2 separate regions of the Mus musculus genome follow, and region 1 is linked to region 2. Evidence: chromatin loops called from intact Hi-C (ENCODE). Cell type or tissue: left cerebral cortex. All regions are shown on one strand. Links, peaks and the distances in the headings refer to the core of each region. The heading gives the core; the rest is flanking DNA.

Region 1 (12,354 bases), core at 2,377-10,376, 140 kb after region 2:
GTGACCAAAACCCTCACAGAATCAACAAAAAGCAATCCAGGAGTCATTGGTAATACAGTTGGTTTCGGTTTTGGTTTGGTTTTAAAGAGGCAGGTTTACAGCATAACATATTTCTGATTCTAAGTTCTGTTTCTTTAAGAAATGGAATTCCTTTAAACCTTTATCTTCCCAGTGAAGAGTCCACAAAGGACTAATCATACAATGGAACCATTTAAATGCCTCACTCTGCAGTGTGGTCTCTTTGAGCACAATTGTTTGGATAAATTCTCCTCTTGCCCATTATCTGAACACAACGTGTGGTGGCCAGTTGCATTTTGCGGTAACAATGTACCGGCATTGGCTAGCACTCCATTTTCAGCTGCCAATACAGGCACTGGAGAAGTATTCAGACCTGGAGACAAACGACAGCTGAAAACAGAGAGCCGGCCTGCAGGTGGGTTTCAGGGGATGTCTTATCTGCTCAGAGTCATTGTGTTCCAATCTGCATGTCTTCCAGAAGACTAAAAGTAAGGGTCCCAGGAGGTGGGAGAAGGTTACCGCTGTAAAACTGTGTCTCAGCAGCTAGAAGCTGAATTATCCTTGGATTCTAGGAAGGTAACATGAAACAACTCTCTTCTGTTGGTGAGCTCCGCTAGGTGTATAGAGATGGATGTGATGGCTCAGTGTAGTTTGTTTAAAAACACAGCATGAGCTGGGCATTGCACTGCACACTTGTAAAGGCTGCTTTTGTGTGTCAACTTGACACAAGCTGGAGTTATCACAGAGAAAGGAGCCTCCCTTGAGGAAATGCCTCCATGAAATCCAGCTGTAAGCCATTTTCTCAATTAGTGATCAAGGGTAAGAGGGCCCATTGTGTGTGGTGCCATCCCTGGGCTGGTAGTCCTGGGTTCTATAAGAAAGCAAGCTGAGTAAGGCAGGGGAACCAAGCCAGTAAGTAACATCCCTCCATGGTCTCTGCATCAGTTCCTGCCTCCAGGTTCCTGCCCTATGTGAGTTTCTGTCCTGGCTTCCTTTGGTGAGGAACAGCAATGTGGAAGTGTAAGCTGAATAAACCCTTTCCTCTACAACTTGTTTCTTGGTCATGATGTTTTGTGCAGGAATACAAACCCTAACTAAGACACCTGAAATATCAGCACTTGGAAGGGGGAAGCAAGAGGATTGACCGTTTGAGGCCAGCCAGAACTACAGAGTTCTGTCAAAATTAAAACAATGAAAGGGAGGAAAAGGGGAAGGAGAAAGAAGAGAAAAGGAAACTGCCATGTAGTCTTTCTTACAAGGAATACTGGGTCCCCACACTGTATTAGTATCCCGTGGTGGCAAAGAAGCACCTGAGATGTTCTCACTTCTGAGACCTGCATTACTGTCTTTTTCTTTTTCATGCAGAACTTGGTAGAGCACCTGCTTAACCTAGTAATGATAGTTTACTGAGAATTTAACTACATATCAGGCCCTTCTCTAAAGGATAAGGGGGGGAGGAGATAGATAGGTGATAGATTTGATAGATATAGATAGATAGATAGATAGATAGATAGATAGATAGATAGACAGACAGGCAGGCTAGAGTAATGATTCAGTTGGTAAAATGCTTGCCTTGCAAGCTGGAGAACCTAAATTTGACAACCCCTAAAACCCATGTACAAATGCCAGCCATGCTAGCTTGTGCTTGAAATCCCAGCTTTAGGACAGCAGAGACATGAAGGCCCCTGGGGCTCACTGGCCAGTTAGTCTAACCTAATTGATGAGCTCCAGGCCAATAAGAGACCCTGTCTCAATGGGTAGTGTGCTTGAAGCTAATACCCAACGTTGTCTTCTGACCTACACACACCTACACACATGAACATGCATGCACCTTCGACAAACACAGAAAGAACTAGAGTAAGGAAGGCAACCAACAGTGCTGTGAGCATGTGGATTGAGTGACTAGCATACTTTATGGAGGAGAGGGTGGGGCATCACAGGAAGCCAAGACTTACAAGTGGATAATGGCCAGACCCAGGAGTAAATTCTCTCCATATCTCCTCTACTCATTTTAGAAGTCGTGTTTTCAGCAATACACATTGCACTCAAATATCCTAAGAGTCAATAAAAGTGACTTCATGAAATGTGAATGAAGTGCCTCATTTTGTTTGAAAATGAATAAATGAATTGCTCATTGCAGTTCACAGGCATGCTGTCTTCTCCATGAGGCCATGGAGTCTTTTAACACGATGCTGCCGGTTCACCCTCGAAGCTATTCATTTGCTTGTTTAATGCATCCAGTGTTTATTACATGGCACTAAGGCTTTGAAGAGACTCCTACTCCAGCAGGAAAGAGCCACTGCAGTGTAGTAAATGCCATAAAGAAAGCCTGCCAGAGGAATGGGGTAGACGAGGGATGTGGGGTGTAGAGGTGGTTCCTGGAGGAGGGAAGACCAATCAATACTTGAAGCACTGAACAAGTCCAAGTCCATGCTTCTGAATGAATAGATGAGGAATGCCTGGCCCTTTGGTCTTAGTAGGAACACTGCACTGAATAGGCCACACTATTATACTCTTCTTCCTTGTTTGCGAGATAAGGCAGGCATACTAGGAGGCCCCACAGGACTCAGTCTAGGTCCCCTAGCAGGTGTTAGGGACTTTCAGGATGCAACCCTGATCCTCAGAGCCCAGTGTCCATTTCTATTGGTCTCTGTTGCTATGCAGAGCTGTGGCCATGAGCACAGGTCAGGTTGAACACTGAGCCCTTCCGTAATTCTCAGGAATGACTGAACTAGCTTCATCCCTGGAAAAGTGCAGCCTGCAGCCCGAGTCACACTCTGCTCACGGGCCAGTGCCCTGATGGAAGGACAAGCGAGAAAAAAGCAAAATCTAGTCATGTCTACACTGCCTAGTTGTCTCTCTCCAAATTAACTCTGTCCGTGAGCTGCTGGCAGGGTGTGCTTCCCATCGTTTAGGACAGCCATCCAGAAACATAATTACGTGATTAAGTGCTGTGTCCTCCCAGGAAGTGTCAGGAGCCATGATTACCCTACCAGGGAGGGGGTGGGGTAAACAATACGCAATCAGGCTGTGGACAAGGTTTCCCACTGCAGCCCAGGACCATGCTGGTATTCATCAAAGGTGGAAGAGACATGCTTCATATTTCATATTAAGAAAGACAACAAACTATAATCAGGAATATAATCAAGGATGGAATAAAATGCTGATTGCCCTTAATGACCTTATTATTCTATCACTGAATGTGTTATAAAAAAAGAACTGGGCCATGTATTTCCATGGTTCTCTGAGTGGTATACATGTATGACGTATGTACGGTTGACTGTGGTAGTCTGGGATACAAGTCGCTCACTTCTGTCTGTACATAATGAGAACAAATGGAAAGGCTAGGGAATAGAGAGAGTGTGAAGTCAGGGAAACTGTCTATGATCCACTAAGAAAACAGCAGAGTATTAGCAAATAAATGAAGGGGGGAGAAAGCCAAGTGTACAAGCCAGTGTCAGACCAATACAAGTGAGCAAGACATACAAGATAATACTTCAGTAGTTTGGAAATAAAAAGCCTCCTTTGAAGGACTGAAAACCACATCTCTAGAGCCACTCTGGTCTTCTTCTGGTAGGAAGATCTATAGATCAAAAACGCACAGAGAAAGACACTCCAGATCACAGCAGTCGAGAGTTGTAAAGCAAAACAAGGAGACACTACTATGTGTCTAACAACAAGCCAAAATCCAGAACATAACAAGGAGTCACTCAGTGGTCACAAAAGTCGTGGGGCTGGACATAAATAGAGATACAGGACATTCTACAACAGGGGCACTATGTGTTATGGCATTTCAATGGTAAATAATTCTCTTATATGCTGGTCAAAGCTCATAGATTGCAGACACCCACCACACACACATATACACAAGAGTGTCCCTGATGTAAACCAGGGACAGTAACTAATAGTAACATACTGGTGTTATTCCATCAGTGAAAACAAGTTTCCACAACAGTGCCAAGTGTTAGCAGGGAATAAGTGTGCAAGTGTCGGGAGGGGTTGGGTATCATGGGAAATCTATTCAACCACTTTGTGCTTCATTTCCCTGCAAACCCATGTGTGCTCTGAAAACTTGTTAGTTAAAGTATGGACACCTTCTTGAAGGCAGAAACTGGCCCCTCCATGTCACCACAATACCTGATGAATACACGGCTAATCTTTAAAAGCATCTGTACCTGTCCTAAATGGACATTAAGGATGCTGAGTGGGCAGTAATTTAGAGACATGCCCTTTCAGAGCCACCATTCATAGCTCAGGCACAGTGGGGACATACTTTGACTTGACAAGTGCGATTCTTCATCCGAAGGAGCTTTTACTCTGTGGTAACTGGTCCAAATCACAGAGTGAACCTTCTGTATCCCAAGCCTGCCTGCACACAACTCTCAGCCCTGCCATGTCTTTGGAAGGAGCTTACACTATGGCACAACCATTTGTCACTGTCATTTATTTTCAGTCCACACTGGGAGATGAACCTCATACCTCATCTGTATGCGCCCCTTTGGCATGTGGTACAGACTCAAAGCAGGCAGGGCCCCCAGACCTGGAGCTTCTCTTTATCAAAAGGCACGTGCCCAACCAAGGCCAAAAAAAAAAAAAAAAAAAAAAAAAAAAGGAGCAGTGACCAGGGAGGGCTCACAGCAGGGATTGAGGCAGGCAGAGCAAAAGCTGACAGAGCATTGAGTGCTGCAATCTTGAATCCCTTCATCTTTCCCAGTATGAAACCCTATGTCCCACAAAGGTTGCACTAGGCTCATGGGATCCCTGGCAGCAGACAGATGAGTACCACTGCTGTCCTCTCGAGGTAGGAGATATCCCACCACAGGTCATTCAGGCCAAGCACTAGGAGCCATCGCAGGCAAGCCTGGCCTCTTCTATATTTCTCTTAAGTCACCAGGAAGTCCTTGCCCCTTCTTGCTCATGACTCAGATCCCTAGACTCTTCTCAAGCTATTTTCTGTTTGTCTTTCTTTGTTTGGTTGGTTCCATACTTAGGAAGTATCACTGAAGGCCTGGGCTTTAAAAGTATGTGTACAAGTTACCACCCTGTCTTCCCAACTGGACCCTTGGGCACTGCCCTGTTGAATGCATGTGGGTATTAACAGATGCCCAATACACAGTAGAGAGGGGCCTAGGGCATGTGAGGCCCTGTGCTAGGTGTTATGGGAGAGATGAAAGGACATGGCACAACCCCAGGGAAATGACAGCCAATGGGAGGACCCTTTACTGGTAACTACTCCTGCTTCCCAACCCGCCCAGTCAAGCAGTCAATGTGTTTGGCTGTTTTGGTTTTTGTGGGAGAGGGAGAAACACTTTTAACCAACCATGGAGTTCTTTTCACAGTACCCACTTGTACTTTCTCAGTCTCTTTAAGAGAAATACAGAAAGATGCTAAGTAAAGACCCTGCAGTAGATGGGAGGGTACCAATTCTAGCCTATCACTTGTTGATCACGTAGTCTAGATGGACACTGTCCTGCATTCATGTTCCTGGTGACCACACTAGCTAGTGTTCGTCCTTCACCTACCGAGCTGTTGTAAGAACTGAAGAAGCTGCTGGGGTGGGGTGACTTGCAGTGAGGCCTGGCTCGTGGGAAACACCAAATGAAGTCATCATTCTCTTTTCAAGTTCATGTGCAAAAGCCACCTGAATGAGCTGGTAACATCTCATGGCTCTGCTGTACTGCATGTGCAGCTGGAGGAACAAGATGATGTCTTAGGTTTGAGAGATTATTTCTAGACCAAGTGAGTCACCTTCCCAATGGGACTCTATCTCTCATCAGTCTTGAGAAACCAGTCAGAGGGAGGAGGCACAGCTGCCTTTCTCCCACATTGTATCCAGGCTTTGGAAACTGTTTATAAAGTTTCTATAAATATAGGATGAGACTATACAACAGAGAGATTAACTCTAGATATCTGGGATGAAGGAAGGAGTTCCATAGGCCTGCCCTATGGAAGAAACAGAGTTCCCATGGGATAATATTTTTGGCTCATATCAGGACCTTGGGGGCTTATCCATCAGAAGCTTTAAAAATCAAATTAGGTAATAAAAGTATGTTGCTACATTGTAGGCAACAGAAATGAAGATAGCATGTTCATATGGCCAGTGATATCATATGATGGATAAATAAGCCACAGAAAATGAAATAGTATTCACCACTGAAAAGGGGGTGTTAACTGAAAATTCATGGAGGATGTCATAGTTTATTCCTCTGTTGCTATGACCAAAAACACTGACCAAAAACAACTTGGGAGAAGAAAGCATTTATTTTATCTTACTTTCAGGTAACCATCTATCACTGAAGGAAGTTGGGAAGGAACCTGGAGGCAGGGAACTAAAAACAGAGACCAGGGAGAAGCAGTGTCCACTGGCTTGTTCCCCATAGCTTGTTCAGATCACCTTCTTATATGGTCCAGGCCCAACTGCCCAGGGATGGTGTCACCCACAGTGAGCTGGGTGCTCCTCCATCATTAACCAAGGATGAAAATCCTGGCAGCACCAAGGAGCTCCCAGTGCCTATCCTTAAGTAAAAGAAGCCAGTCTGAAAAGGCTGTGTGCTGCGTGCTGGTGCTTCCATCTTTAGAATAATCTGGAAAAGGCGAGCCCATGGAGATAGGAGCAAGTGTGGTTTGGTGGTTGTCAAGGAGGAGGGGAGGGAGCTAAGCAGACAAAGCCCAGGTTTTCAGGGCTCTGAAACCATCCAGTGCCATGCCGCCATGGTGGGATAAGCTGTTACACATTTATCTAACCTACAAAATGTGTGGCTTGGAGACGAAGCTTAAAGTAGCCTGTCTGGGCAGACGTATCCATGGCAACGCGTGCAGCCTTCTGGAGCAGGATGTGGAAAATGGGGTGCTTGTAGGTGTGTGAAGGCAGAGAGCACACAGGAAGCCTCTATACTTCCTGTTCAATTTTGCTATGAACCTTCAACTGTTTGAAAAACAAAAGTTTATTAATTAAAAAAAAATTGGAAGATAAACCCCCAATTCTTCTGGATCTTCCTGCACTCCACTCCACCAACTTAAGCTTCCAGTATGTGGCTTTGTCCATTTAAAAACCTGTCTCAGTGGGAACAAGTACCTGTCCCTGAAACATTTCAAACTATCAAATTGAGCCAGAGTGAGACAGGTTGGGGTGGTGGTGGTGGTGGTTGTCTTTCCTTGTACACAAAAGATCCTCAGCTTCAGGCACTTCTGTCAATCCTCCCAGGGCAAGGCAGGTCCACAGAGGACATCACTGTATCACAGTGGTTGGCAGCTCTCTACCTCCAGGATGATCAGTGAGCACAGCTTCAAAGGAAATAGGCTCACATATGGGGCCAGTGAAGATCAGACCACTTGTGTGACAGACCTGGAAATCACGCAAACAGGGCTGCTCATGGGCAACCCTCTCAGTGTGCTGCGATGTTTGCTCTCTGCCTGCCTCCTGTTTGAAAGCACTGAATATGGGGTTCTGGTGAGTACTGCTGTGCAGAAGGCCTTCTGGCCCCCAGCATTTCAGCCCAGAGTATGGTGGTATCTGGCCCTGCGCTAACTGACAGAACCCTCAGAAAGCAACTGAAAACAGGATAACAAGGATGGTGGAAGAAAGACCCATCTTCCAGCTGGTGCATCTTGGACAGAGTTTCGTAGTTGGCTAACAAGTAAAATGATCATCTATAGGAAAGATTCTGATATTTCCTCTAACTTTAAAAACTCACCCGGGGGATGAAAAATGAGAGGGCACTCAATTGGTAAAGAGCTGCGCACAAACGCCTGAGGCCATGAGTTCAAGCCACAGAACCCATGTGAACAGGCTGGCCATGGTGGCACATACTCGTGATCCCAGCATTCAGAGACACAGGAAAGAGAGATCCACTGGGCTTGATGACCGTTAACCACATTGACAAGAGAGACTGTCTCAAGTGAGGTAAATGGTGCCTAATGACACCCAAGGCTGTCTCCTCTGGCCTCCGCGTACATGCAGAAACATGCTTGGGTACACACAGGTACACACAATGTTTAAGAAACAGTAGAGACGAGCCGACTAACCAAAGAAAAATAACATTCCCATTTCTATGAATCAGGGTCATCTAAGTGGCTCCAGAGCCCTGGCTACGTTCGTCAGGCAGTTTTCAAAACTCTAGTTTACTTGTAAAATAAAATTGACTGCTTTCATTAGTAGGTTAGCGGCTGAAGCACATGAGGTGAAGCTTATCTGCAGCTGATTATAACTGATTCCAGGCTGTTGAGAAGTAGAAACTAGTAAATGGCAGTGACCCCTCTGGGGGCCACTCAGCTGCCTAGGTGTTTCCCTGGCATAGGGGTGACCACCAAGTGTTTGCCAGAGTCTCTTCGGTGATTTTTGCTCAGTAGGTGGGGTAGTCATCGACCCAGATATTTATTTTTAATATAACTTATAGAGGACATCAACAAGGAAACCTTATTCTAGGACTGTACAAATCTGTTAGTCATTTGGAAGTAATTAAGACCCAGTTCATCACATAAAATTGCCAGAGAAGCTGGCCCCTGCCACAGTAAGGTTATCTTCTCATATTACATATTATGGCTCCGTTATATGTCATGTGAAAATTTCAGGGCAGGCCTATCCATCAGTGGCTTTTGCAATTACATTTTAAGAACTGCTTAACCTAGCAGCTTCCTTTTAATCTTCCTTTTAAATCTTTGAGGATATAATCCTGAGACAATGAGTGAACAGCTCCCCCATCCAGTCTGGATGGGTTATAAAGGCTCCATCAGTGAGCTGTTTTCCAACAGCTCATCTGGGTGGTACTTTCAGTGATATACAAGTAGAAGACATGCTTGACTAAGTCTGCTGGCCTGTTGACCTCTGACCTGTGCCCTAGCAAGGATTTAAGTTGTTCAAAGAAAGAGGTGGGTCAACTAACCAAACCAGTCAAAAAGGTCAAAATCTCAAGGTCAGAGGAGGGATGCATAATTGCTATCTCTGCAATGGGTCTCCCTTGTCACCCAAGGGCAGCAGCAGCCTGGTACCTCCTGAATAGTGTGTGCCAGCCTTCAGTTCTTTGAAATTATAAGAAAATTCTCCTCCTCTATGATATTCATGCTGGGTTCAAGCATTCTAACAAACTAAATATATCTAGTAAACTCTGTGAGGAGAGTAGATCAATTTTGTTTCAGCTTTGGGGACCTTAGGTGTGGTGGAGCCATATCTCTGACATGACTTTGTCAGAGTCCATGGAAGAAGGACATGGGAATGACAAGAACATGCTTGGACTCTGCAGCATAGAGGGAAGGCGGGTTTCACTTAGCGCAGTGGCTTTGTCTGGGCTCCAAAGCTGAAGCAGCTGGGAGGGAGAGAGTTCCAGGTCAGGGGCTCATGTGAGGGAGACAGACAGACAGTTCCAGGTCAGGGGCTCATGTGAGGGAGACAGACAGTTCCAGATCAAGGGCTCAGGCTGAGCAGGCAGGCGCCAGCTGGGAAAAGGTGGGGTTGAAAACGTGGCACAAGGAGGGCATACCCCTCAATCTCTTCTCTGTCAGGCCCTCCGCTCTATTTCTAGCTATAACAGCTAGCATGAAAGCCTCCCCCTGGTCAGGAACATTGTCCATGGGAAGTCCAGAAACGCTGGACCCACGGCATTCACCAGTGGTTTGTTTCTCAGGCTCAAGAAGAGGAAGGAAGGCAAGTAGTACAGTTGGTGGCAGAGGGATTGTAATAAGATGAGTGGAGGAGAAGAGAATCGCAAGGAGGGTGAGTAGATGATGGGGGAGGGGGAAGGAGAGGAGGGAGGGAGGGAGGGAAGGAGAGTACCTGGGAGCCCTCATTCACTTAACTTTCTATACTATTTTGTCATGAGGGCCCTGTTTTGAGGTGTTTCTCTCTTGCTGTTTCTAATGTATAAATTGAATTTCGCCACCTGTATTTGGAAAGCATGGCTCATGTAAATGAAAAGTTCTGAAAAGAAGCTATGTCTGGCTGTGCAAAAAAAAAACGCCTGGAAAGAGCATCTGCATCTGCAAGACTGATGGGAATGTCAGTACTGGACAGAGATTGGGAGTTTTGTAAGTTTGAAGGCTAATTACTTTATCCTGGGCTACTTGTAGCCTTGTGTAACAGCCAGCTCTGTTTCTGAACTAACACTTCACGATAATAAATAAAAACCTCATAGAACCTATTAACTTAGCAGAGCACAAGCTTCCACCAATCCAAGAGTTAAAAATGTCATCAGATAACATCTTGGGCCTGTAAGATAGCTCTCCCATCTTCCTGTACCTGCCTCTCTGATGTGCCAACCAATGCATTTAAAAATTGTCTTGATTTATGACTGTCTTTGTTCTGTGAAACTACAAAACACCCCATGAAACTGCTTCCACATAAAACCATGGGATTTGGAGTAACATAAACCTGTGTTTCTAGGTCATGGTCGCTCACTGTGGCTCCAGAATAAATTCTTATTCTCTTTAAGATGGGGGCTGTGGTTTGAATGACAACATGCGTGCAGGTTTCAATATTGCCTATAGCTTCCAGCATCTATGGGGGCCTTGGTATGTATCCCACACAGACAAGGGAGAATGCCTACCACACATTGTAGGGAGAGGGGAATCCATCCTAACAGAAAGATGGGCAAAGACCGACTAACAAAAATAACAATGCCTTAAGCTCTTAACATGTCAAACTTGACAGACCCTCCACCCTAGAGCCTCACCTGAACAGGACGTTATAAAAACAAAACAAAACAAAACAAAACAAAACAAAACAAAACAAAACAAAACAAAACCCTCTCAGGCCTCAGCAAGGCTGTGATCTGGAAAACCAAGTGAGCATCAACCTCTCTCCATCAATCTCACTGTTAAATCACTTACTGTCTCTCAGCCTCAGTTCTCTCAACTAACAAAACAAGGAGTCCTGTGGGCTCTGGTCATTTTAAAGAGCCATTTTAAACAGAATATCCAACAGGACTCCAACATAGAGCTAGAGTCAAACTGTAACCATTTGTCTGTAGCAGATGCGAATCCATTTAGGGAACAGACTTCACTGTGGGTGGAGACCTCACAGCAGCTTTTTGGAGCCTGATGCTGTAGTCACCCACTTGGAAAACCACAGGACTAGTTGTTGGTTCAAACCTCTTCCAGGCCTGAAATGCTGTGATGTGACCATGACCCGTGCCCAAGATAATGACAGCCCAGAGGGATGGCACTTGTTAAGAAGCCAAGCTTATTGTTAGGGGTGACTAGGTTTAGAACAAACAAAACTGTATCTCTCTCCTCTACCTATGCTCCAGTCATCTGGGCAATGGGGCTACTCACTGAGGAGCTGGTACACCGGGTCAGAGTTACAAGTGAGGGGCGAGGCTCCCTAGCCTCTGAGCTTTCTTTCTCCTTGTTTGTTTGAAAGAGAAAAGCGTTTTCATTCTATCTGTGACAAGTTCAGGGCCCAATTTTATGTCTCAAATAAGGGGCACAAAAAGCCATCAAATTGCTTGTTGCAAGGAGCAAACACCAGGATTCTTGCGTGTGGGGAGACGTGTCAATAACTTGGTAATTTTCCTTGACTGGCATTGACAACGCTACAATGAGGCTGACTATGCACTGAGAGAGTGAATGCAGTCTGAGAGGGATTGAGGGGGAGTCTTCCATTACTTGAGGAGCTGTGCCCAAGCCCCTCCCGCCTTTGAAGAATGGAGCCATTAACTCATGGCAGAACTGCAGCCTCGCATCTCCACCCAAACACTGCAGAAATTACCTTGAACTAAAAAGGCACACCGAGTGCTTTACACGCATGGAGAAAGGCTGGTTTAATGCCCAGCTGGAGCTCTGGAGCTCCGGGCAAATGCTAGCAGGTACTTGGAGAAGGAGTGAAGAAGATCCATAAGAGCCCAGAGGAGGTGAGAGGAAGGAGAGGTGCGGGTGTCAGGCCAGATGTATAGGCAGAGGCTGACTGAGCCTGCCAAGCCACACACTGACCTACACCTACACCTATGCCATTCGGTGTCCCTATAGACAAGGAGTACAGTGATAGACAGCCCAAGTCCCAGATTTTCTAAGACACATCTGATGTGAAATATTTTCCTTTTAAAATATTTTTGCATGCACTTATTTAACTCCTGTCGGGCATGCACCTCCTCTGGAGGCCACAGGGCAACTTGTGTGAGTTGGCTTTCTTTCTCCTCCACATGCACTCCTAGGACTCAGGCTGTTGGGCTTGGTGGCAAGCACCTTTATCCACTGAGCCAGCTCCCAGCCCTGAGATAATTTTATTTTCAATAAGAAATCAGGGAACTGGAGAGACGGTTCAGTGAGTAAAAGCCCTAATGGTACACGGATAAGGACCTGAGCTCCGGTTCCCAGCATGCATGTCAATGCTGAGCACAGCTGAGC
Region 2 (12,354 bases), core at 1,739-9,738:
AGATCATGGTTCATGACAGGAGACAGCTGATACCCTCACAAGGCTGAGTTATAGTGCACCAGCCTATCTCTGCCTGAGACCCTCAGGGAAAGCAGAAAGGGAGGTGGCACGCTTACCTCTAATTCTGTCTTAAACCTAAGGCCCGCCTATGCAAACGATAGTTCCCCATCAGAGAACTGGGCTTCTGAGAGAACATGCTGTGTTCTGGGGTGGTGCCCTTCCCCCTTCTTCAGTTCTACCACACAGTTAAATGGCTTCCATCACTATTCCTCTGGCCTCTGCACCTATGATGTGATTCTCAAGGTCTTCCCAACCCCTGGCTTGCAAAGCAAAGCGGAAGGTACTACAGGCTGAGCTCTGTCCCTGCAGAGGGGAGGGTGGCTGAGCTCTGTCCCTGCAGAGGGGAGGGTGGGAGGACCACAGCTGTTGGCTTGGCCAGTGAGGATCTGAAGCACTGGTGGACTATGGCCACAGCTCAGTCAAAACCTACATCTGTGTCTCAGCCAGATCTACTGAATTGGAACCTGCATTCAAAAAAGATCACCGGGGTGGGGTGGGGGTGGGGCGGGCAGATGGCTCAGTTGGTAAAGTGCCCGTCACATAAGCATGTGGGCCCGAGTGTGACCCCTGAACTCACATGAAAAAGGCCAGAGTCGTGCCTGTACTTTCAATGCAGGGACTGAGGAGGTGGAGACAGATGGAGCCCTGGAGTTCATTGGCTGGCCAGCCAAGTCTACTTGGTGAGCTCCAGGCCAGTGGGAGACTGTCTCAAAACCCAAAGTGGACGGCACCCAAGAAATGGTACCCATTTCCTGTAGTTTCCACATTTACACCAGCATACACATGCATACAGATATGCAGAGAAATAACCCAATGGGGCCCACTTGGCAGTGACAATCTGAGAAGAGTACCTTTTATTAGCTAGAGTGAGGCAAAACAGGAGTGGTAGAGATCTGAGAGCTTGCTGGGACTAGTTCATAACTCTTCCCAGGATGGCTCCCACAGCATTTTCTAGGGCTCCACCCCATCCCTGGGGTCATCTGTGCACCAGGCAAGAGTCCTGTGACCACAGATATCTACCTTGAGGGAGAGTGAAAAATCCCAAATTGTTGAGGTACAAAGAACTCCCTTTGTGGGTGTGGAGGTGGGAAAGGGTCATCCGGGTTGGAGGATGTGTCATACAGGTAGGACTGGGCTTGGGTGTTCATAGAGCTGCCCTGATGGCATGAAGGCCTCCCCAGATAAGGAGAATGTTACGGCCAAAGGCAAGGAAGAGGGGGGAATCGTGTGTTTGTCTTGTTCTGGAAGGTCTGGAGAGAGAGGAAGGCAAGTCCTGGGCTCTCAGGGATGAACAGGAAAGGGGTTGATCCAGGAACCCGGGAGAGAAGGCCCAGGAGGGTAGAAGCAGGAGGAGATGCAGATGGAGAAGCAGAGGTGGGATATCTGATGGTTTACTTCTACATGCCCATCTGAGTGCCCAGCTCTGTGCTCAGTTTGCCCACCTCTCTACAGCACAGTGGCCATGGGGGCAAAGGGGGGCAAAGGTGGCAAGCGCCTCTGAGGCTCCCTTGTTTATCTGCAGCGAGGTTTATAAGTGACTGAACTAAAGTGGGGGCCCAGAGGAAGGGGGTGGCCCTTTCATGTTTTCCAGGGCTATATCTCCTCACACCTTCTAAGTGCCAAATCTTCCTGGGGGACCCAGGCGGTCCAAGTCCCTTCCCTACTGTCCAGGCACTGACTGACTAGTGACCTTCTGCTGGGTGCCAGAGGTCAAGGCTCATAGTCACATGGCTGATGTTACAGGCTGTGCATCCCACTTCTAACTCCTTGCATCAATCACTGGATCAAGGATGGAGGACCCCTCTGGATTCGATCTTGTCATTGACATCTGCTGGTGGTTACAAGAAATTCAAATGACCTTGTCTTTGAGTGAAGTTTCCTTTTGCGGCTTTCAGTTGTATGAGAAACCTCTCTCTCTCTCCCTCCCTCTCCCTGCCCCCCTCCCTCTCCCTGTCCCCTCCCTCTCCCTGTCTCCCCCCCCCTCCCCATCCCTCCCTCCTTGCCTCCCTCACCTCCCTACCCCACCTCCTGCTTTATGTATCTTTAGGGGTTATGATCTGCTTTTCCATATATGCAGTCAATTAAGAACAACCTCAGTTTTTGCGTGTTCCTAGCATTCATTACACAAAAGAAACCACTTCTCATTTTCTCAGAAAGAGCCAAGGACACTGGTTTTCACCTTGGGGATGAAATGCAGATTTCATTAAAAGGAAAGATCCGTCATCCCAAGAGACTGAATAGAAAAGGACTCAAAGCAACATGGCAGCTGCTGGAGCTCAGAGCATCGCGTTCCACAAAGCCTGGAGCTTTTCTGGGTGCTGCGTCCCACTCACGTTAGAATCTTGGCAACTCCAAGACTGGTTCCAACTTGTACAGTACAGAGTGGCCAACTATGTTGGTTGTTCCCAGGCCTCGGGGGCCTCCTTGGGATTCAGAACATCTGCCGTAAAGTGAGAAGAGCCTCGGGTCACAGAATAGTTATAAACTTTGTGTCCAGTTGTTATACAAGCATTGGTTGGTTGCTGCTACCCGCCTGAGTCTTTGTTGTCCTCAAGTGTGAAATGAGACAGCAAAACCTGGAGAAACTCTCTTTAACCTTCTTTCTTTGACTCGTGTCTTCCAGAGCCCTAAAGCTTACAGTCCAGCAATTAGTCTTGCTATGTTTGCATCTTGAATAGTCTCTGAAAGATCTTCTGCTGAAGACCTGGTCTCCAGCCGAGGGGGCTGTGAACTAGGTGAAGCCATTAGAAAGGTGGGATCTATTGTGAGGAACTCAGGTCATTGGCAGAGTACCCTGGAAAGGACAGTTATGACCCCAACTTCTTCCTTTATATTTTTGCTTCCTGGACATTGTGTGCAAAAGGCCCAAAGCAACAGACCCATCAAATACAACTGACAACTCTAAAACCATTTACCAGAATAAACCTACAGTGTTTTAACTTGACTCTCTGGTATTGTGTCACGGCAATGGGAAGCTGGCTATTCTTAGAGTTGTATAAGCATCTTTTGTCCATTCTTGCTTCTTAATGCCTCCCGGACTAGAAAATGTCTGTTGACTTATCTTCAAGTTCATTCTATTTCTTTTGCCGACTCAGCCTCTCCCCCTAGAGATGTTTTTCATTTAAGGTTGAAGTTTTGATGATTAACCTGTTTCTGCTTACTTCCAAAAAAGTCGACTTGGTCTTCTGATTTATAATTTTTTTCTCTTTACTTTTGAGACAGGGTCTCAATGTATTACCCTTGCTGTCTTAGAATTCGCTATGTAGACCAGGTTGGCCTTGAACTTACAGAGATCTGCCTGCCTCTGCCTCTTCAGTGTTGGGATCAAAGGGGTGCACCACCAGTTGCTTTAAACTTTGTCTCCTTACTGAAATGTCTTTTTCATGAGATATTGTTTCCATATTTTCCTTTAACTTCAGACTTGGCTTCTGCTGTTTTGTTTCAGTATGCTTATAATAGTCAAGTTAAAGTCATATGTAGTAAGTTCTACTTCATTTTCTTTTCTTTCTTTCTTTTTTTTTTTTTTTTTTTTTGGTCCTAGAAATGTCTTCTGAGAAGTGGACATTTGGAGCCATGTGCTATGCTCTGAATGTGAAGTGTTTGAACACTTGGTCTTCAGCAGGAGGGATAATTTGAGATGGTTATGAATCCTTCAGACAGTGGAGCTTGACAGGAGGAAGTGAGTCACTGAGGGCAGGTCTTGAATTTAGCCCACCGAGGCCCACTTCCTGTTCACTGTTTTTATATCTGATTTTGGATGTAATACGATCAGCTGCTTCCTGCTCCTATTGTCACAACTTCCTTCCACATCATGATGGACTGTGGGTACTATCCTCTGGAACTGTAGCCAGAATAAACCCTTCCTTCTTGAACTTGCTTCTGGTCAGGTATTTGGTCACATGGCCACAACAACAAAAGCAACTAACAAACATACAATCCAAGAACTCCAAAATCAGGTCACTGTGTAGTGACTCCATATGGTTTATGTTAATGACACTATTGAGTTGGCACTCATGGCTGGTCTCTGCTTATGCTCTTAGAAGCCATGAGCCTTTACCTCTGTGGACTTTCTCTTTGTGTGTTGGAGCACAGGTGCTGTCCATGTTAGAGTAGTTTCCAACTCTACCATCTCTTCTGCTTGTTCCTTGGCTTGGGGTCCTGAGTCGTAGTGTCAAGGGGAAAGCGCCCTCCACTGACAGTAAGCATTGCATCAGGAGAGGGAGGTGAATGGGTTCCATCGGCATGCACGTGGAGGTGATGCAAGGCAAAAACCCAACAGGAAGGCACAAAAGAGCAAGTGTAGATTCTCTTCCTCAAGGGAAATGGAGCTGCAAGAGTCAGGTGTTGAGTATCTTGGAGGGCTAGTAAACAATTTTTAGGAGAAACGATACAACCCAAAGAGCACACAATGGCCTGGGACAAAGTTCCTCTCCTGGGGAAGGCAGGTTAGAGCATGGTGAGGGACAGAATTGTACCTGGAACAAAGTTAACTTCTGACTGAGATAAAGTCTTTGGGTGACCTCCCAGAGACTCCCTCAGAAGAACAGATCAAAGTCTGTCTGGGCTGGGGACTTTGAGTCTCTTTGCCAGTGGCTAATCTTTCCTGTTCTTTGATGAGATTCCTAGGAACGGGGGCTTAAGAGAATGACATTTCTTTTGCAAGAACTTTCCTCCCTCTGGTGAGGGAACTTCAGAGACAGCCCCTCCCTGGGTGCCTGGGGTGGGGACGAAAGAAGGTTAGTGAGTCCTTGATTCTGAGGCAGCATCCACACCTTCCAATGTCTTCAGTGCAAAAGCACACAGCACGCCAAAGAACTGTGCTTCTGGGTGCTCTTTCCTGAACTCGAGCAGTGCCTCTTTAGAAGTCTTTGCTTTTGGGTTGCATGCTCATTTCTGTTCTCTCTAGTTTGGGGAGTTCTTATAAAAAATGTTTGCCAGGTGTAGTTGAGAGCACAAGTCCTGTCACTCTTGGGTAAAGACATAGGTGTGGGTCTGCTGAGTCTCAAGATGTTAAGGTGTGTTCAGCTAGTAAAACAATTTCACAGTGTTTTTCCCAATCGGTGGTACCAGTTTGGACATCTCACCTAAGATGTTTGAGAGGCTCCTGGCTCTCTCTATCCTTGCCCTGGGATTTGTCAGAATTTGTAACTTTTTCATCCTAACTGGAAGACATGGAACACCAAGTTAGCTTTAGCTTTCGTTTTCTTAATAATGATTTGGATACATTTTAATTTTTACTATTTGCCCTCTGTATCCCTCCTTAGGTTAGGTATATATTCCAATATGTCTGCATGGGTGCATGTGTGTGTACAGGTGCATATGTACATGTGTATGCACATTCATCTAGAAGTCAGAGGATAGCCTTGGGGGCCATTCTTCAGGCTCTCTCCAATTTTTTTTTCTTCAATTTAAGAGACAGGGTTTTCTTATTGGTCTGGAACTGACCAAGCAGGCTAGGCTGGCTAGGCAGGGAGACCTAGGCATCTGCCTGCCTGCTTCCCCATTGCTGATATTACACATGTCAACACCATATCTAGCTGTTTTAATGTGGGTTCTGGGGATCAAACTCAGGCTCTGTCTTAAGGTATCTCTCCAGTTTCCCCCACCTCTTTCTTTTTCTCAAAACAGGTTTTCTCTGTGTAGCCTTGGTTGTCTTGGACTAGGCTTTGAACTCAGGAGTCCACTTGCCTCTGCCAGGGTTAAAGGCATGTACCACCATATCTAGCTTTCATCCATTTCTTAACTACTGGTTGGTTCTCATTGTTGGTCCTCTGATAACTCCAGGTATATTCTAAAGCTGTATTTTGATAGCCATACATAACATCTGCTCTCTAAGACTCTAGTGTTGTTCCATTGTGCTCCCTGATTCTCTATCTACAACACAATATGTCTACTGTGAATAATATCTTTATCTATATATGCAACTATTTGCACACACACACACAGAGAGAGAGAGAGAGAGAGAGAGAGAGAGAGAGAGACAGACAGACAGACAGACAGACAGACAGAGAGCTTTTGTTTAATCAGGAAATTTTTTTGTGCCTTTTTCAGATATTACTCACGGTGCTGGGGAACTGGACTTGACTAGTTTATAGCCCCCAGAAACGTAGAAACTTGGTATTTTAATAGATGTGGCTTAGAGATTAAATTAAGAAACACACAAGGATTTCTGAGTGGAAAACCAATCATACGCTCCCATAAGCTATCAAAATGTGCCATTCTATGTTTATAGAGGCTGCTCGTTGTTATCAGCAAATCTCTCCTTCATTAAGAATCAAAATGTTACTCAGCACACCCAGTGCTTAAAGTGTCCTGGATTCTGAAAGAACGCAGCCTCCATTTGGAGGTTTATGCAGCAATTTCAAGTGGGCAGTTCTGTGTAGCAGATATGGAACACAATGAAGGCCAAGTCCAGAGGACACCACCCAGATCTGGTGATAAATGCTTCAGTTAGCAGTGCTACAGCTCCCTATCTGCAGGACGGCTGGCACACTCTTCTGGAACACACAGAACCAGCATCCGATAGCAATGCGCCTGAGAAGCAGTTGTGACTTCTTTAAGTTCTCTCTGCCAAGCGAAAATAAAATTGAAACTGGCCATTTAATTGGTTTTTTTTTTATTCACTGATTAAGACAATAAAAATTGTGCTTGTTTCAGTATTAAGGAATTAAAATCTCCCTTGAGACTTCCTCTGCCCTGGGCGAGGGTCCATCTGCCCATCGCAACAGGCTGGCCAGCTTGCACACAGCGATTCCCCCATGAGCTGTGATCTGAATAACTTCACACTGCACTGGCCAGGTCCCAGAATGAAATGCTGGGCCTTTAAATCATTACCCAAGGAAACTAAAAATAGGACTGTCAATTAATACATGAGCGATAAGAGAAAATGCACTGAAGACGTATAGCTGCTCTGGCTGAGCCTCCAGCCATGCATGGCTGAGAATATAGATGACCAGAAAAGCAAGAGAAAGGCAGCTTGGTCGGCCTGTTGGAGAGCTGAGGAAGCCAGCAGTGTGGGAGTGTGGTGTCTCTGCTTATGTCTGTCCCTCCTGAGAATGCACAGAACGTGGCTGTTTGACTGCAAGACTGGATGTGAGGCTGTGGCTGATCCACATATGACTGCTTTGTTTTAGACAATAGCACCCCTCTCCACCCCCCACTCCATACAGGCATCATGAGAAGATTCTGAAAGCATGTGTGTGTGTGTGTGTGTGTGTGTGTGTGTGTGTGTGTGTGTGTGTGTTCTCGCGAGTGTAGGTCAGACTTACAGGCCTCCACACAAGCTGCTTTGGCTTCTTAGTACTGAAGCCTGGGGGATTTGCTTGACTTAAGCTTTTGTGTGTGTCTCGTGTGTCGTTCTGTGGAGACCTGGGGTTGATGTCAGCCATCTTTCTCTGTCATTTCCTACCTCGTGTTTTGAGACAGGGTTTCCAACTAAACCCAGAGGTCCCCTAGCAGGCTGGGCAGGCTGGCCAGTTGAACCGCCTCTCTCTACCTTCCCTGCTGCTTTTGTGGCTCTGGGGATAGAACTCGGGTCCTCCCTTTACTGACTAAGTTATCTGCCTAGCCCCTAGACATTTAAAATTTTTTTAACCTTAATTTAAATGTTTTCTAGAGGAAGAAAGAGGGAGGAAGGAGAGAGGGGTAGAGGGAGGGAGGAAGGGAAGAAAGCATGTATTAGGGGTGAAGACTCAAAATAGGCAATGAGTCCCTATTTGCCAAAACACAATTGTTATTTTCTTCAGCGCTCAGAAGAACTGGAAATCCCTTCAGAGAAGAGAGCTAGAACAGGAGCTAATTACATCATTTGCATTTGCATATAATTGGTATGCCTTCCGGCTAAGACAATAAAATCCGTGTTCGTTAGACTTCTTGCTAAGGCATGATGTATTTCAGTTGCAGCACCGTGTATCTGTAGGTGTTAAACATCCCCCGTCACACCCTCAGCAGTCCTCAAATGGACAGAGGTTGCTTTGGAACTGGCCCGAGCTTGGCCAACTCACATAACCTTGGGTGACTGACCTTGAGCCCCACTTCCTCTCCTGTGAGGGGTGGGGGTGGGGAGGATGAGAAGCCCTCTTTTTTCAGGGCTGTGCCCAGAAAGAAATGAAATCACGTGGATTCAGTCTCGGCAGCAGTTTTCAGGCTGCCCTGTGATGCTACGGTCTTTCTGAGCTCACAGAAAGCCAGGGCAGGGGAATCATGAGGAGCAGATTATGCCCTGAGCAGGTGGAAGTTAAGAGCCTGGCTAGTTTAAGCCGCATCCCACCCAGTTGAGTGGCCCCATTCTCATGCATCATCCAGATTAGTGGTGCTCTGGGGACAAACAGCCAATAGGCTAGATGTCCTATGCTAGCTTTGGGGACATCTGACCAAGAGCTCCATCCCACCCACATGCATCCTGGATGCCCCAGAGCATCCAGCTGGAGGGAGAACCTGGACGGGCAAGGTCTGGAATGACTATCTCCGTTCATGCCCTAATAAAACCCCACATCCTGGGCTTCCTAGAGTCAAGAACTACAATGAGCAAGCCGGAGCTGGGGTTGGGGTGCTGTTCTGCACTGGCCTGACTCTGTGCTGTGCACTGCCCTGCTTGCATTGTGATTATGGTCCCATGCAAGCCTTACCATAGTCCCACCAACACCTCCAAGCTCTAGCCACTACCTGCCTTTGTCTATCTGTCGCCCTTAAGCCAGTCTTGCTTGTTCATGTTACTGCTTTAAAATGGGTCCCCCAACACCGACCATGGACACAGGGGACTGAGGAAGCTTAACTGTGAAGGTTCAGGGTTTGTCATTATTCTCTGCTCTGTGAAATGTGGCTCTCTTTTTTTGTCCTCTGTTCAAGAGCACACACACACACAACTCATAAACTCTCCCAGCCCTGAGAGAAGTCCCAGAAGTTTCTCCAGTCCGTGAACCTCATGGTGCACTAGCGTGGCAGAGAAGTAGCCTGAACCACGGATTTTACAGAGAGAAGAAAATTCCTACATACCTTGCAGAAGTCAAAAATCAGAAGCAGACAAATGGGGGACAACACTGCTGTTTATGCTTGAGGGTGTTCTGAAGTGACAGAGGGGTGTGAGAGGTACAGGGCTGATAGTGCTGAGGACAGAAGACACCCACAAGTCTTGAGCCATGCTGCCCCAACCCTCAGAGAGCTGAAAGCTGCTTCTCTGGGAACCCCATAACCCTTTTCCCCGATACCTTATCTACTTTCACGACTTTGGCCAACCGAGTCCTTCAACCTTTCCACACTTGACTTGGCTCACTTCTAAAATGACAATATTCTCCTTTGAGGTGTTTCTTAAGCTCACAAAATACAGCAAGTGGGCCTTACTTTTATTTTCCGGATGGATAACAGAAACTTAGAGAGGTCCAGTTGCTTGCCCGAGGTCACACAGCTGACAAGCGGCCATGGACCAAAGGAGACCAGACTGGGCCATCAGTATTAGACTTTCTGCCAGTGCCTCTAGATGGAAACACTATCTTGCCTCTCCTCCTGGACATGGGATGACTCCTTTTCTAGCTCCAGCCTGGCTGACAGGCACCAGGCTGTCACTCCACAGAGAGTTACGCGGAAGGGTGGAAGGAGAGTCCGACCTTGTGTTGGGAAAACAGGAGACAGTGCAGGCTTCTGCTGTGTCATTCAGATCCCATTCAGGTCACTCCGGGTACCTGATTGACTCCCCACCATCCTTTGTACTTTGTGGTCCACAGTATGTGTGCATGCACATGTGCACACACTTGGTGTTGACCTCTGATTCTTTCCACCACTCCCACGATCCCCAGCACTCCGGAGGATGCCCTTTACTCCTTGACTATCCAGATTCCAACTAAGTATCACGAAGGGAAGAAGGAAAATGGCTGGGTAAGGAGCACAGAGCTTTATTCTGCCCCCATCCCTCTGTCTCCCTCTTTGAGAACCTGGCACTGGGAACATAGCTCTTGCCTGCCAGGGACAGAGCAGCAGAGACTTGGCCGTGGTCTCAGCCAGATGTCACTCTCATCTGGCGGCCTTGGCTAGCTCAGTGTTTGGAATGAACAGCCCAAACATGGGGCAGGCGGGGCCCCTGCAGGGATGTGGGCAGAAAAGCTGAGCCCTAGCAATGCCCACAACTCTCTGTTTAAGGTGCAGGCAGGCAGCAGGAAAGGGGACATCAGAAGGGCAGCCACTTTCCCTTCTGACCCCTTCTCCTCCTGGATCCCTATCTCAGCTGTGGATGTGGCCCTATCTTGTTATTTTACCAAGAGACCAGACTCCCACTCACCTCTCTAGGGGAACAGCTCCCGGAAGTCTTGTGTGTCTTCCGTACACAGGACTCCACTCAGGATAACAGATGGAAGGAGCCAGGAGTGGCCCAGGCCCTGCATCTGGAGGCCTGGGGCCACTGCAGCTTAACCTTTGTAGCCTCACTGGGCCAAGGCCAAAGTCATACCTAGGGAGCTATGAAAATCCCATCCTGCACTGCACCAAATGAACCAGCAAAGACATACACAGTCCTGCTACCATGATGGATAGTGAGCTGGGCCTGTCTGGAACAAGGAGCCTCTAGATTCACAGACTGTCAAATGCTGAAGGGTCCCAGGCTGAGGTGGGGGCCCCTAGAACCTTGTGGGGGGGGGTTCTAAGAGGATGCTGGCTTCACCTGCAGCCAGAGGCAAGGTGCCTCAGAATAGAGTGAGGGTTGATCAGTATGTCAGGGACCGCATCATCATGTGCAGGGGGGTGGCACCGTGTGCTGCCTGCCAACGGGCCCATTTCGGTCACCATCTGCAGCAGAGAGTGGGACACCTGTCAGAAACAGCTGCTGACGGCAGATCGGAGTGTGTGTGTGGGTGCTTTGTGGTGGCCTGGAGCCGGGCACGCTGCCGGCCCACAGGAATGCCAACCGTGGACCTGGTGTGGAGAGAGGCGGTGAGAGAATCCCACTCCTCACTTCCACATAGGCAGGGCAATCACCGAAACTTCCTGCCTCCCTGGACATAGATTCCACCTGTTGTCTCTCTCATGGACAGAAGAGACAGCAGGGTTCCCTGTGGTGAAAGAGAAATGCCAGAACAATCCAGGAGAGAGCCTAAGACCTCCTGTAGTGAATACCCCAGGCATCTCTGTGGAGGGAGGGGGGAATGGCAACTGGGTATGTTCCTGGCTCTGTTGGAAAGAGTGTCCCCATGTGTGTGGCACTGAAGTAATAGGTTGGGCCCTTTCTTATATGGTCCACCCTGATGGGGTTTAATCTTTCAAAGTATCTGGACTTTTCTTTTTAGATAAATGAAGTTCAGTTCATCAACATAAAATAAAAAACTTTAATCCTGTAACAATTTGCAGTGAGAAATCTTTCCAAATGGGTTTTTGTACACCACCATCTGTCATGCTTCCCCTGGCCACCAAGTCTTCATGTGTTCCTCATGCTAAATACCCATGCTCACGGCCTTGCCTACGCTGCTTCCAGAACTACAAACCATTCTCAGTAGTATGTGTGGCTTTTGTACCTCTCCCCTAGATCATAGGACTGGGCTCTCAAGGGTTCAGAGACTCAAGGGGTCAGAGAGCTCAGGGTCAGCCATTTGCTGTCACCCATTCCTGTTTGTCAACACACCCTGAATTTGTTGGGCCTCAGCAAGTGCCTGTGGTTGGGGGAACACACTGGGTTCCCTGGCATAGGCTGGGCCTACCAGAATGTGGGATATATGCTGTGATCTCTAGTTTTTCAGGGCCATCTGATAGCTGGCCTGCCTTTTGAAGGTAACAGCCCAGCTGAAAACTCACATCTCAGATAGGAACAGTTACAATCCCATTAGAGGTGCTACCAGCCTGGGTTCTCTTAGCTTCCTATCAGTCTGGGTCACCTCAGCAGCCACAGGGTTTATAGGGTCCTTCTGCAGGAGCAGGGACCCCAGCATCCCTGTGCCCAGCTGGTTCAGCTCAGGTCTGTTGGGCTGTGTGAAGACGTGGTACTCTCCCTCTCACAGAGGGCCATAAGATTTGTCCCTGTGACTGGGCCTGTCACTTAGAGATGTTACAGTGTGAGGCATCTGGATTCTAAATTCCTTGTGTCTGCTTTCTTTCTGGGTTGTGTCCACTGTTCATTTTGTCCTAGGTGCCAAGTTCCCAGAACCTTCCCTGAACAGCCCCAGAACAGTCGCATCCATGGCTTCTCATTGATATGGCTGGTGAGCAAGAATCTGCAGCTTCCTGGAACTAAGTGTGGTGGCTTTGATGCACAGAGGAGTTATTCTCTAGTTGCCTTGACGCTGCCACCTTCCTTCTGGGTACTTGCCCTTACTTTGC

What was found. Hi-C counts contacts between places; a loop is a spot of excess contacts. Peaks named below come from ENCODE experiments on the same cell type or tissue, not always from the same donor. Only the 100,000 strongest peaks of a DNase experiment are listed, where the experiment ranks them.
Region 1: it touches region 2 in a loop (2.0-fold over the local background); 2 of 42 quality-filtered maps call a loop at or near these places.

What each region holds. Positions count from the first base shown.
Region 1 is chr14:64,265,514-64,277,867 of GRCm38, forward strand. The region is part of intron 3 of Msra (methionine sulfoxide reductase A); the gene reads right to left. Gm41176 (a long non-coding RNA gene) reads left to right here. Exons shown (of 5, transcript XR_001781294.2): 1 at 1-433; 2 at 7,223-7,468; 3 at 9,639-9,727. Among named protein-coding and RNA genes, the nearest start is that of Gm41176, 11 kb to the left of the region's middle. In left cerebral cortex, for the core only: no CTCF peak of the experiment used is centred there; DNase peaks (open chromatin) are centred at 5,737 and 6,790; H3K27ac peaks cover 7,452 bases.
Region 2 is chr14:64,129,460-64,141,813 of GRCm38, forward strand. The region is part of intron 5 of Msra (methionine sulfoxide reductase A); the gene reads right to left. Among named protein-coding and RNA genes, the nearest start is that of 9630015K15Rik, 19 kb to the left of the region's middle. In left cerebral cortex, for the core only: no CTCF peak of the experiment used is centred there; DNase peaks (open chromatin) are centred at 6,463, 7,076, 7,974 and 9,713; H3K27ac peaks cover 6,913 bases.